3 separate regions of the Mus musculus genome follow, and all the other regions are linked to region 3. A link is a contact called in ENCODE Hi-C or POLR2A ChIA-PET data. All regions are on one chromosome and are shown on one strand. Each heading gives the region's core, a stretch centred on a gene start or an enhancer-like site at or near the end of the contact. The rest is flanking DNA. Distances are from core to core; before and after follow the strand shown. Region 1 holds the start of Inppl1 (inositol polyphosphate phosphatase-like 1). Region 2 holds the start of Nup98 (nucleoporin 98). Region 3 holds the start of Xndc1 (Xrcc1 N-terminal domain containing 1).

Evidence for each region. A loop is a pair of places that touch in the nucleus more often than their neighbours do. ChIA-PET counts read pairs that join two places held with the same protein, here RNA polymerase II (POLR2A).
Region 1: POLR2A ChIA-PET joins it to region 3 with 10 read pairs in Patski. The contact joins the promoter of Inppl1 here to the promoter of Xndc1 in region 3. A Hi-C loop is called at or near these places in 1 of 37 maps with a recorded cell type or tissue (heart). POLR2A ChIA-PET finds 5 or more read pairs at or near these places in 2 of 5 experiments (Patski and embryonic stem cell).
Region 2: POLR2A ChIA-PET joins it to region 3 with 18 read pairs in embryonic stem cell. The contact joins the promoter of Nup98 here to the promoter of Xndc1 in region 3. POLR2A ChIA-PET finds 5 or more read pairs at or near these places in 3 of 5 experiments (Patski and embryonic stem cell).

Annotation. Positions count from the first base shown.
Region 1 is chr7:101,835,661-101,839,386 of GRCm38, reverse strand. Inppl1 (inositol polyphosphate phosphatase-like 1) reads left to right here and starts at 1,563. Exons shown (of 29, transcript NM_001122739.1): 1 at 1,563-1,666; 2 at 2,436-2,816. The coding sequence starts at 2,635. Gm10602 (a long non-coding RNA gene) reads right to left here and starts at 3,129. Exons shown (of 2, transcript XR_003946663.1): 1 at 1,970-3,129; 2 at 1-585.
Region 2 is chr7:102,207,830-102,211,541 of GRCm38, reverse strand. It overlaps Nup98 (nucleoporin 98), which reads left to right and starts at 1,376. Exons shown (of 33, transcript NM_001287164.1): 1 at 1,376-1,524. It also overlaps a transcript of Pgap2 not described here.
Region 3 is chr7:102,063,071-102,066,902 of GRCm38, reverse strand. It overlaps Xndc1 (Xrcc1 N-terminal domain containing 1), which reads right to left and starts at 1,412. Exons shown (of 11, transcript NM_001286689.1): 1 at 1,099-1,412. It overlaps Rnf121 (ring finger protein 121), which reads left to right and starts at 1,738. Exons shown (of 9, transcript NM_029211.3): 1 at 1,738-1,837. The coding sequence starts at 1,775. It overlaps Xntrpc (Xndc1-transient receptor potential cation channel, subfamily C, member 2 readthrough), which reads right to left and starts at 1,412. Exons shown (of 22, transcript NR_104582.1): 1 at 1,099-1,412.

The sequences.
Region 1 (3,726 bases), core at 314-2,813, 230 kb after region 3:
GTAAAAATTCACACTGCCTACTATGATATAGATTGACTGGGTTGGGGTCCCTTGGACGAGGATAGTCCATTAGGAAGTCAATCTGGAAGATACAGAAGAAACAAAAGCTTGCATTTCGCCCAGTGCTGTATCCTACTGATGAAGCCAAAGAAACTATTAGTGGCTTCCCAGAGGCAGAAGCACCCTCTAGCCTTCGGCTAAATTGTATTTGTGTTTATTCTGAGTGTGTGCCTAGGTGTGTGGGCTGCATGGATGACTTGGCACAGGTGTGGAAGTCAGAGGACAACATGCAGGAGCTCTCTCCTTCCACCACATGGGTCCCTGGGGTTCAACTCAAAGTCTTCAAACTTGGCAAAAGCGCCTTTACCTGTTAAGCCATCTCACCCCAATGACACAGTCTTTAGCATCGCCGTCCTCTCAGGAAGCTGTAAATATATTGATTTTGGAGGGTCGTGACAGCTTTTCTCCAACTCGTTCTCCTTTCTTTCTTTGAGGCCACATCTCTTATGTAGTCTTGGATGGGCTGGAAGTCTAGACCAAGGAAGCTGGCTTACAACTAGGTAGAGTTCCATTTGCTTCTGCCTCCTGTGGGTCGGGAATACAGGCATAGGAAAGTAAGACCCCACTGCACACCCCCGGGATCTGGGGTGGGCGTCCTCCATTCCCGGCGGGAGGAGCTGGGTACAGATTGGAGGATGTTACTTTATTTAAGCCCTGGCAGGACCAGGAGAAACAGGTAGGTGGGTGGAGGATCTCTGTTTTTGTATTTATCTGTTCTGGAAGGTCCCTACAGACCCGTCACGTCCCAGGCTTTGTTCTAGATGGGTTAAGCCAATGCAAATTGGCTTATCCTCTAAACAGAGGGAAACTCCTCAGGGTTGACCCCAGGCTCGGTCAACAGGTTCAATTTACCAGAGCGAAAGTTCTCTCCCAGGTTAAAGGGATGCTCCTGACAGACTCTAGGAGTTGGTGGTTGTAGGCAAGCGGCTAGAGGCCTGCGCCTTTAAGGAGCCAGGGGGCAGAGGGGCGGGGCAGGAAGAGAAATCCTTGGAGACGCCACCACCATCCAGGTCTTTTTTTAGGGGGGAAATAGGGCGGGCCAAAGCCCTGTTTGGGTTCCGCCCCGTCTTCTCCCGCCGGGTCCCCTTTTCCGCCCCAGGGGTCGGTGGATGGGAGGTCTTAGCAGCCAGAGTCTTAGGAGCTCCCTGCTCGCACCTGGCCCACGGAAGCGCAAGTTTGTTGATTTGGAGGGAGTAGCCGGAGCGGGGGCGGTGCTAATAATACCCGTTCAGTCCCCAGTCGCGCTTTACAGTTTACACAGCTGTCACCTTCGTTACTCCTTAATTAATAATAAAAATAGCCGCCGTCCCGGAGCGCACGCTGCATGCCAGGCCCTGAGCTTTACAGGCAGAGCCCCAATGAGCCCGCCCTCGTAACGTTACCCCAGTTATCGAAAGCGAGAAGCTCGGGCGCACTGAAGAGCCAAGGCTGTCCCGAGGTCACTCTGCGGGCGTGCGGCGGAGACCGGGACGCGGGCGGACGAGGCGGGGCGCGGGCGGGGCGGAAGGCGCGGGGTGCGCGGTGGCGGCGGATGGCCATCTTAAGTGGCCGCGGGGAGTCCAGGGAGGCTTCCCCGGGCTAGGAGTCAACCCGAGTCGCCCTAGAGGTGGGGCCTGCGTTCGGTAGTTGAGGCTCTGAGACTTGAGGGAACTTTTTTTCTAGGTAGTCGAGGGGGTCCTCCTGGTCTGGGACTGCAAAACCTGGGCCTGCGGGTGTGGGGCGTGGTGCCAGGCAATTTGGTGGAGATGGGGGAAGGGTTTTGCCAGGCTGGAGGGCCTGCGGGGACCGGTGCGTGAAAGGCACCTCGAGCGCGCGCGTATGTGTGGGGTGGGGTATCGGATCTCTTTGGGATCTTGTGGGATGTGTCAGGAATCGTTTTGGGGGGTTCAGGTCTGAAGGGGCCTCTGACCTTATAGGAGTTACGAGAACTTGTTCTCTTGGATGTTGTAGTAGTTGTGGATGTCTATCCTGGAGCCTTGCTTTCCGAACCTTGATCCCGCAAGGCTGTGGGGGTGCCGAGTAGAAGAGATGTGTGTAGTAGAATCAGATTTGCATAGGGATTAGGGGTCATCTCATTGCGAATCGTTGGAAGGATTGAATTCACCAGCGAGAACTTGGACTCACAAGTTGTCCCGGAGCGGGTACCGGGGAACTGGATCTTCTTGAGGTGGGGGGACAAAATAATTGTGGGACTTGGGAGGTGCTGGTCTTGCGGGTCCTGTAGGGCTGTCGGAGCATCGTCCTTGCCGAGAGAGGCTGGGGGCAGGGGCGGCCCGGGCTCTGGGCCGAGTGGAGGGGGAGGGGACCGGCCAGCTCCTAGCTCCGTTCCCGCCCCTCCCCCGCCGCCTCTGAACAAACTTTTCTTTCTCTTCAAGTTGAGGCCGGCGCTGCGGGCGGCGGCGGCTGCGCGGAGATCCAGGCGGTTGGCGCGGCCAAGCGTGGAACCCACATACTGGGTTCTCTCGGGCTGGTGGATCCTTAGTCCCGGGACCCGGGCCCAACCTCGACTTCAAGCTTCCCCGGGCGGATGGCGCGGAGCGGCAGGCATCGGCGGCGCTGAGCCCTGCGTGGGCCATGGCCTCAGTGTGTGGGACACCGAGTCCCGGGGGTGCGCTAGGCAGCCCGGCCCCAGCCTGGTATCACCGTGACCTGAGCCGCGCTGCTGCGGAGGAGCTCCTGGCTCGGGCGGGCCGCGATGGCAGCTTCCTGGTGCGAGATAGCGAGAGCGTGGCGGGGGCCTTCGCACTCTGCGTCCTGTGAGTAGGGCGGGCACACGCCGAGTGTTCCTTGGTTGTGGTGGCAATCGTGGTAGTGGGGTGACTGTAGCTGGTGGGGCTGCAGCCCTGTCTCCAGGGGAGACCTTGACTTTATCGCTGGGTGGAGGAAGGATACAGGGGAGCACTTCCTGCTGTGCCTGGAGCACTTTCTGAGGCCCGAGGCCAGAGTTCTGAAGCTCAGGGTGGGTGTGATGGCAAGAAACAGTGGCAGACGGCGGTAGACCAGCTTAGACTTTCTCCCAGATGTACAGGGAAAGGATGCATGCTCCACATGAGTGCAGTTCGTTTTAAAGCACTGCAGTAGGGGGCAGAGAGACCAGTGTTTGGACGCCTGGGCAATTCTGCGACTATATATGATTGTAGGGTGGAGTTGAATAGTGTGTGTTGGGAGGAAGACTTGGGGGAGGCAACAGGGTGAAGCTGTGTGGGACAGAACCTTCATTTTTTTTTCCTTTCTTTTTCTTCCTTTCTTTTAAGATTTATTTTCTGTACACTGTAGCTGTACAGATGGTTGCAAGCCTTCATGTGGGTGTTGGGAATTGAATTTAGGACTTCTGCTCGCTCTGGTCAACTCTACTCACTCAGGCCGGCAGATTTATTATAAATCAGTACACTGTAGCTGTCTTCAGGCACCAGAAGAGGGCATCAGATCTCTTGACGGGTAGTTGTGAGCCACCATGTGGTTGCTGGGATTTGAACTCAGGACCTTTGAAAGAGCAGTCAGTGCTCTTACCTGCTGAGCCATCTTGCCAGCCCTCAGAACCTTCATTTCATGAGTCAATGAGTGAGTCTCTCTTGGCTCTAGATTGAGCTCTGGTTATCTGGCCGTGGATGAGTGCTGAGCCTAAAGCTAGACTTGGCAGTCTTCTGAGTGGGCCAGGTTCTGTGA
Region 2 (3,712 bases), core at 127-2,626, 140 kb before region 3:
GTTAGGCGATTTATACATTATTCTTTCAAGTATATACTGAACATCGACAATATATTATGTTTCTTCCATTTACTGTCTTTAAAAAAAAAAAAGAGATTTATTTATTTTATGTATACCAGGAGAGGGCACCAGATCCCATTACAGTTGGTTGTGAGCCACCATGGGGTTGCTGGGAATTGAATTCAGGACCTCTGGAAGAGCAGCCAGTGCTCTTAATCGCTGAGCCCATCTATCTCTCCAGCTCCTTTAAGATGTTTTTGTTTGAGGGAATCATTTAAAATTCTTAGCAAATCTCGTTTCAGTTCTATATTGATTTCCCAGGACGTGGTGGAGAGGTAGTATGTACCTCTTTTTTTTTTTTTTTTTTTTTTTTTTAACACAGCTCCTGTTATCTGTGAGACCTCAATAATTTAGAGAGGTCTGGTTTCTAGAACATGCCCACTCTTCTGCTCTCTGCTAGATCCTAGGAGAAAAGACACCAAAAGGATGAAAATGAAGCTTTGGCCCAGATCAGGGGAGGGAGGAGGCATAGAACGGAAAATAAATAAGATACAAAGTAACAAGGTCTTTACAAGCAGACTGCCTGAACTTCACCGGGACTTGTAAAGGTTACCAAATGTGTCCTGGAGAAGGCCGCAAGAAACCCAGAACAAGTATAGATTCTGAAAGTGCAGCTGAGGCTGAAGGGCCAAGAATCTCCTCATTGGGCTCAAGCTCTGTTAAGGCAAATCCATTGCTCAGGTCTATTCTAGAGATTCAGAGGGGGAAAGTGTACGGCGAGGGCTGGCTTGCGCTGGAAAGAACAGTGGGGAGTGGAGTGTCTGCAGACAATCTGTGGATTGATGGGTTTCCAGGAAGGGTCCTCCGGCTCTCCAAGTGCAAGCTAGGTGGCCAAGGAGCCTTCCCATCATTGCCCGCAGACAGGAGCTAGAGAAGGATAGAACAATTACCAGGTCATCCTTGGGACTTCCTTCTGATTGGCCGGAGCTTCCGTAGCGAGTCTCCGCGCTCCAAGGAAGGGGGCGGGGCCTGGACACAGCGTCACTGCGGTTTGGTGCTCACTCCTCTAGCCACGCACCAGCCCTCTTCGAGGGGCCTGTGTGACGTCATGAGCCTCTCTCAGCCAACCGTTGCGGCAGAGGGAGTGGGACTCTACATCCCTCCCCATCGTCCCTCCTTTCCCCCCCCCCCCCCCCTTTCCCGGCAATTCCTTACGCTCCTCCTCTTCCCCTCCGTTCCTAATCAGAGACCGCCTCCACGTTCGGTTTCAAAAGGATCGTCACCCAATGAATAACGGTGTGGGCCTCGAGTGGCGGACCGGCCCGCCAATGCCCGGCCGCCAAGGGCGGAGCGGCCGGAGCCGATCTCTGACGGTGGACGGCGTGTGACGCAGTCAGGCCTCTGCGCGCTGCGCCCGAAGCGGCGGTCGGTGGCAGCGGCGGCGGCGACGACGGTTTTTCTGGAGGCCGCGCGGTGAGCGGCGGGTGACGGGCGGACCTGGGCTCTCACTCCAGACGCACCGCTGTAAGTCGGGAGCGCTGCCGGGGCTGGGCGGGTAGATCTTCCTCTCTGTACCGGCATCTGCGCTGGACGCCCGGGGCCCTCTCCGCCGCCGAGTCTCGTGCCGGGCGCGCTCCTTCGGGCCTGCGTGAGGGGGCGGGGCCCGGGGCCTGCGGCCTGGCTCGGGAGGCCCTGGGAGGGGATCCAACTGTGTGGGGCGTAGGCCGGAGGGGTCTCGGGTCGCAGCCCACATTGAGTGAACCTCGCTTTCTCCGGTGCTACTCATTCATTCGCTGGGTGGAGGTGAGCAGCCCGCGGTAGGCAGACCCTTGCAGGGTGGTGCCTTGGGGGGACTTCAGTGAGGTCTCCCCGTCACTTCCTTGACCACTCTACAGGACACGTTTTGTCTAGGGTTCAACCAGAGGGTTGAGTGAGTCAGAACTGTGTTTAGCTTTTTAAGACACTGACAATTGTCTGATAAATAAAATGAAGGGTTCTTTCTGTTCCGTGTAAACCTAGGTGAGAAAGATTGAATTTCTGAGTAACTGGAGCCATAAGCGTTTAAATTGTCAATCGCCCCCACTCTGCCTCAAGTACAGAGGCTTTATTAGTGGGAGGTAGGTAGAGGAAGAGAATCCAGGTGTCTTGATTCAAGTCTAGTAGAATTTGTATACTCTTCCACCCTTCCTCTATGTTCCAGTCTCCCAATATTGGCAATTCTCTATTTGGTAGGGGTAAGGACCCAGCATTTGACATAATTTTCAAAAACACTTCTAGTTTAGCTGTTTTCATGTTCGTTTATATATAGTAAGATAACTTGATTAGTAGTACCCTGATGGGGACTTTTTTTGCTTTTTTTTTTTTTTTTTTTTTTTTTTAACTTCGGAGACAACCCTTGGTTGGCCTGGAATTCGCTATGTAGACCAGGCTTGCCACAGACTCAAAGAGACCACCTGCCTCTAACGCTGAGGTAATGAGATTAAAGGTGTTTGCCATCACATCCAGACTTAACATAGACTTTTGAGAACAAAACTTTAAAAATGATGAAATTGGCTTTAACCTTGGCAGTGCACACCTTTTATCCCAGCACTTGAGAGGCAAAGGCAGGAGGCACTCTGTGACTACAAAGCTAGCCTACTCTTCATACTGAGTTTCAGGACATCTAGGGCTGCAGAGACCCTGACTCAAAAAGCCAAGTGGGGTGGGGAATAAAACCAAGATAGATGTGGTGCAGGCCTGTAATGTCACCAGTTATGGAAATTGAGGCCAGAGAACTAGAGCATACACAGGCAAAACACTTATGCACGTGATAAAAGAAATAATTGAATTCATTTCAGTAAAATGAAAAAAATGAGGCTTAACGTGTTAGAGGTACTGGGAAATACATTGATAAAATTAAATCTGCTACTTAAGATTTGATGGAATTGTCATTTTGATCTGAATATATCAATCAGCTTGTAGTTTTGATGTTTATATAAACCATAAGACCTAAAAACAAATAATGCAAAAGCACAGAAGAGAACTGAAGTCTTAAAAGTTGTAACTTGGTGTTTTCTGTATCATTTTCTCAGTTTGAGCATCACCACCTGACTCACTCTTCCTTGTAAGTTTCCATAGCACTTAACCTGATCTTCTGCTTGTAGCAGACATTTTACATTTTAGCTATTTGACATTTTACTAGATTATGTTTTGTTTTGTCTTGTTTTGTTTTGTTTTTAATCTTGCTGGCTGTGATGGGAATGCCTTTAATCCCAGTACTCCAGAAATACAGGCAGATGGATCTCTGGGAGTTTGAGGTCAGCTTGGTCCGTATAGCAAGTTTCAGGCCAGTCAGAACTGCATAATGAGACCCTTTCTCAAAACACACACACACCAAAACATAGATACATATATTTCTTAATATTTAGGTAATGTGGCTCATAGATGTTCCTTAGTTGTATTTGTGAATGAGCAAATACAGAAAAGTTAAACTGAGAAATACTCTGGAAAAGAGACTAGATGTTTGTGTACTTATGAAATACTCTGTGCTTTTGTTGGTAGCCATTAGCTCCTAGGTATCTAATTACACTGGCAGGGCACCAAATTCACATTTGGGAAAACAGTATTATTTGTGTGGTGATAGTCTAGGACATCAATATTGTAATACTGATTAATTTCTAGTAAGAGGCTTTGTAAAATTCTGAAATTCTATGCCTTTAATCCCAGCACTCAG
Region 3 (3,832 bases), core at 163-2,662:
CCAAGTGCTGGGATTAAAGGTGTGCGCCACCATGCCTGGTTAAATTTATTTTTTACATTTATTTGTGTGTGGGTGGATGTGCAGGGGTCAGAAGAGAGCTTGCAGAGTCAGATTCTCCCTCCACCATACGAGTTCTGGAGACGGAATGCACGCCACTAGGCTTGGTAGCAACTGCCTTTTCCCACTGAGCCATCTTTTCTCCCCCCAACCCACCCCGAGGATTTATATTTTATGTGTAAGAATATTTTGCCTGCATGCACATATATGTACTACCTGTGTGCCTAGTGCTGGAGGAAGCCAGAAGAGGGTGTCAGATCTTCTGGAAATGGAGTTCCAAACGATTTTGAACTGTCACGTGAGTGTTGGGAACTCAACCTGGGTCTCCTGAAAAAGCTCTCTTAATCTTCGAGCCATACCTCCAGCTCCAACACTGAGCCATCTTGCTGGTCCCCAAGAAAGTATTTTTGAGATGAAGTTCTTACTGTGTTGTTTAGCCCAACCCTTAACTCCAGATCCTTCTGCCTCCCAAATGTTGGTATCTCAGGCATTATGCTCATGCCAGGGCTGTCTTGATCTAGTAATTTCGCCTCAGATCTGACTTTTTCTTCAATATCCTACTCATATAATTCCATGAATCCTAACTCATTTCTAGCCACAGTGGCTTTCCAATCTATCATCGCTTAAGTTTTCTTCCTATCTTCTCATGCTATTTCTTCTGCTTGGAATACTTGCTCTCTTTAAAACGTCACACACATGCTCGTCTTAATCAAAGCAACAGCTCCATTCTGCTAATTCTTACTTAATATTTAACAAGTGCCTCCCCAGTAACAACTATATGGTTATGTCTTGACAAGGTTGTGAGCTCCTGGAGAACAGGTTTTTTGTTTGACTCATTCTTACTTACATATCTAACGTAAAAGGAAGAAACACCCAGATGATTAGCAATTATCTGCTACTTACTGAGGTCCCATTTGATTCTTAAACGCTCAGATTCTGAGGCTTAAAACTCCGGAACCGGGTGCTCTGTTCGTTTTCTTGTTGGCCACCCTCCTCCCTTTCACTACTTCTCTCCAGATGACAAATCCCAACCCTTCTCACCCGAGTTCGTAAACTTTACGTCGTGGTAGCCTCAGCTCCGGAGCTCCGGATCTTATTCTCCCGCCAATTCCGTTCCGTGACCTCCGCCTTCTGGCCCCAAGCCTTTCTACTGTAGGAACGGGTTTTGAGTCCTACGGGAGCCGCTTTTTCTGAAAGACGACTTCCAAGAGGAAATACAGCAGTTACTACATCTAAAAACAAAATAACAAAACCCCGCGTGCGTGTATATATATATTTTTTCTTTTTTTTTTACACGCTCCAGTCCGCCCTTAGCGAGTGGGACTTAAATTTCCGGGTCGGACTCAGTGCAGCATGGGAAATGTAGTTCTTAGTGCACACGCGTCTCTGCTCGTGTCCTAAGCGAGGGAGTGTCGCGAAATTTGCGCATTCAGGGACTCTCCCTTTTCCTCTCCACAGTGCGGACTGGTGCCATGTTTACAATGAAATAGTTCAAGAACAACTTTTCGTTTTCCGAGAACGCTCTCCTGCTGAAGCTTGGCAGCGCACGAGTCGCCCCTTCTTAATTCCGAAGGAGCAGGTAGACGGTCTCTAGGTTCCTCACAGGCATCCGCCGGTCTTGCTGCTCCGCCCAGGCCGCGCCTCCGATTGGCTACAAGCGCTTGAGCGGCGGAAGCAGCTGGCTCGCGGGGGACCGGGGTGGGGGCCGGCCGTGAAGATGGCGGCAGTGGTGGAGGTGGAGGTTGGAGGAGGTGCTCTTGCGGAAAGGGAGCTAGATGAGGTAAGAGGAATTGAGAGACAAGAAAGGAAAGGCAGCTTGGAAGTGGAGGGAGAGGAAGTGAGGGATGGGAGCCGGAGGTCCTGGGAGAAACAGGAAAGATCTTGAGGAAAAGGGAGCTGACGGGGAGGCGGGTTTTCTGTGAGGGAAATCTGAGGGCTTCTGACTCAGGGACCCCGAGGCGTTCATGGTGAAGTAGGTTGGCAGTAGCTTTAAGGGTGGTGATGAAGGGCAGGGCAGAGGCTAGGGAGAGACGTTAAAGATTTTGAGGTAATTAAGACGGAGGTCCAAGGTAGGCTCTGGGGCTAAGAGGTAGCATTAATTGGAGGGGCGTGGACTTTTCTGTAAGGCAAGGCCGAGGCTTTCACTGTGGGAAAGGACTACCAGCTTGATGTGGAGGTTGGGGACACAATGCTAATATACTAGTATTACAGCTTTTAATTATAGGCAGGAACCATCTTATTCTTATATTTGAAGGTTTGTACATATCGCATGTTCAGTAAAGTTTTGGTCAACGAATGAATGAATGAATGAATGATTGTGAATGAATGAACAGTCATGTAGCAGAAACAGTCCATTTTGCTCACTGAACCAACATTTTTAGTTCTGTGACAAGACCTGGGTTAAGTGTTTGGAACTCAAGAGACCTTCCTCTTGTAAAGTCTACAGTGTCGTTATGGGATAAGAAGAGACATTGCATTATGTGTATTGTGGTTCCGAGAAGAGAGCCAGGGAAAGTTTTCCAGTTGTTGAATGGTTTTCTACTTCATATTCTTATTCTCGTTCATCCTCCCCGCCCCCTCCTCTCTCACCGGTCCCTTCAAGGTGAACTTGAAAAGGTATGAACCCTTTATCTACTAGGCGTTTAGCAATCTAGGTATTGAATTACTAGTGGTCCTTGAAGGAGACATTGAGCTTGAAAGAAATGAAAAGTCCTGGGCTCTGAAGGAAAGTACGAAGGTAAGCGATAAGGAGCAATCTGAGGCCAAGTGGTCAGTGGTAGTGTCGAGTTGCTTTGTGGTCTTCTGTGTGCCAGCGTATGGATAGAGATAACACCGGAGGACTAGGAGAGTGAGTAGTGATTGTCAGGGAGAGTCTCTTCCTATGTCTTTGATGTGGTTTAGATTGGTGAAGAGCCTGAGGCAAGGAGTAGGTTTAGGAATGACAGTTACTTGGTATGGTATGAGTCTAATTTGTTTTTGCTTTTGCTTTCTGGTTGGAATAAACTGAAAACACTAGACTAACAGGTAACAGGTGGCCTAGTTTCTCACTTGCCAGTTGTTAGAGACTAAAGGTGTTTGAATGGTGCTTGGTTAGAAAGGTGAAGTGGTTGTAGAAATAACTTTACAAGGCCCCTTTTAGCTTTAAGTCTCTGTGTTTACAGTTGGCAGCTATTAACTGAGGTATTTTGAATAATAAATAAGTTGCTGAAATTAAAATTTATGGTTGGTTAATTATGGCTCTTCACTGAGATGGTTTCATATGTAACTTAATTGAATATTTCTATCCCAGTCTAGCTTTTAAATGAATGAGACTTTGACTACGATTTATTTATTTAACTTTAGCACAATTACTGGGTAAATTACCCCTATCTAATTTTCTTTTTCTCTTTTTTTATTTTTTATTTTATTTTATTTTATTTATTTATTTATTTTTTTTGAGACAGGGTTTTTCTGTGTAGTCCTGGCTGTCCTGGAACTCACTCTGTAGACCAGGCTGGCCTCGAACTCAGAAATCCGCCTGCCTCTGCCTTCCAAGTGTTGGGATTAAAGACATGTGCCACCACTGCCTGGCCCTGTCTAGTTTTCTAATGGCTCGACTGGCTACATCCCCAACTCTGCTCCCCAAATACTTGCTGTTTGAGTCTTCCCGAAGGGTTATTTCAGCTCCAGCAATTTTGGGTTCATGTTCTTGGTCCGTCGTGGCTAGTGGAGACCTCCTCTTTCCTGTCTTCTCTCTCTCTCCTTTCTCCTCTTCATCCCTAGCTGTGACCTCTGC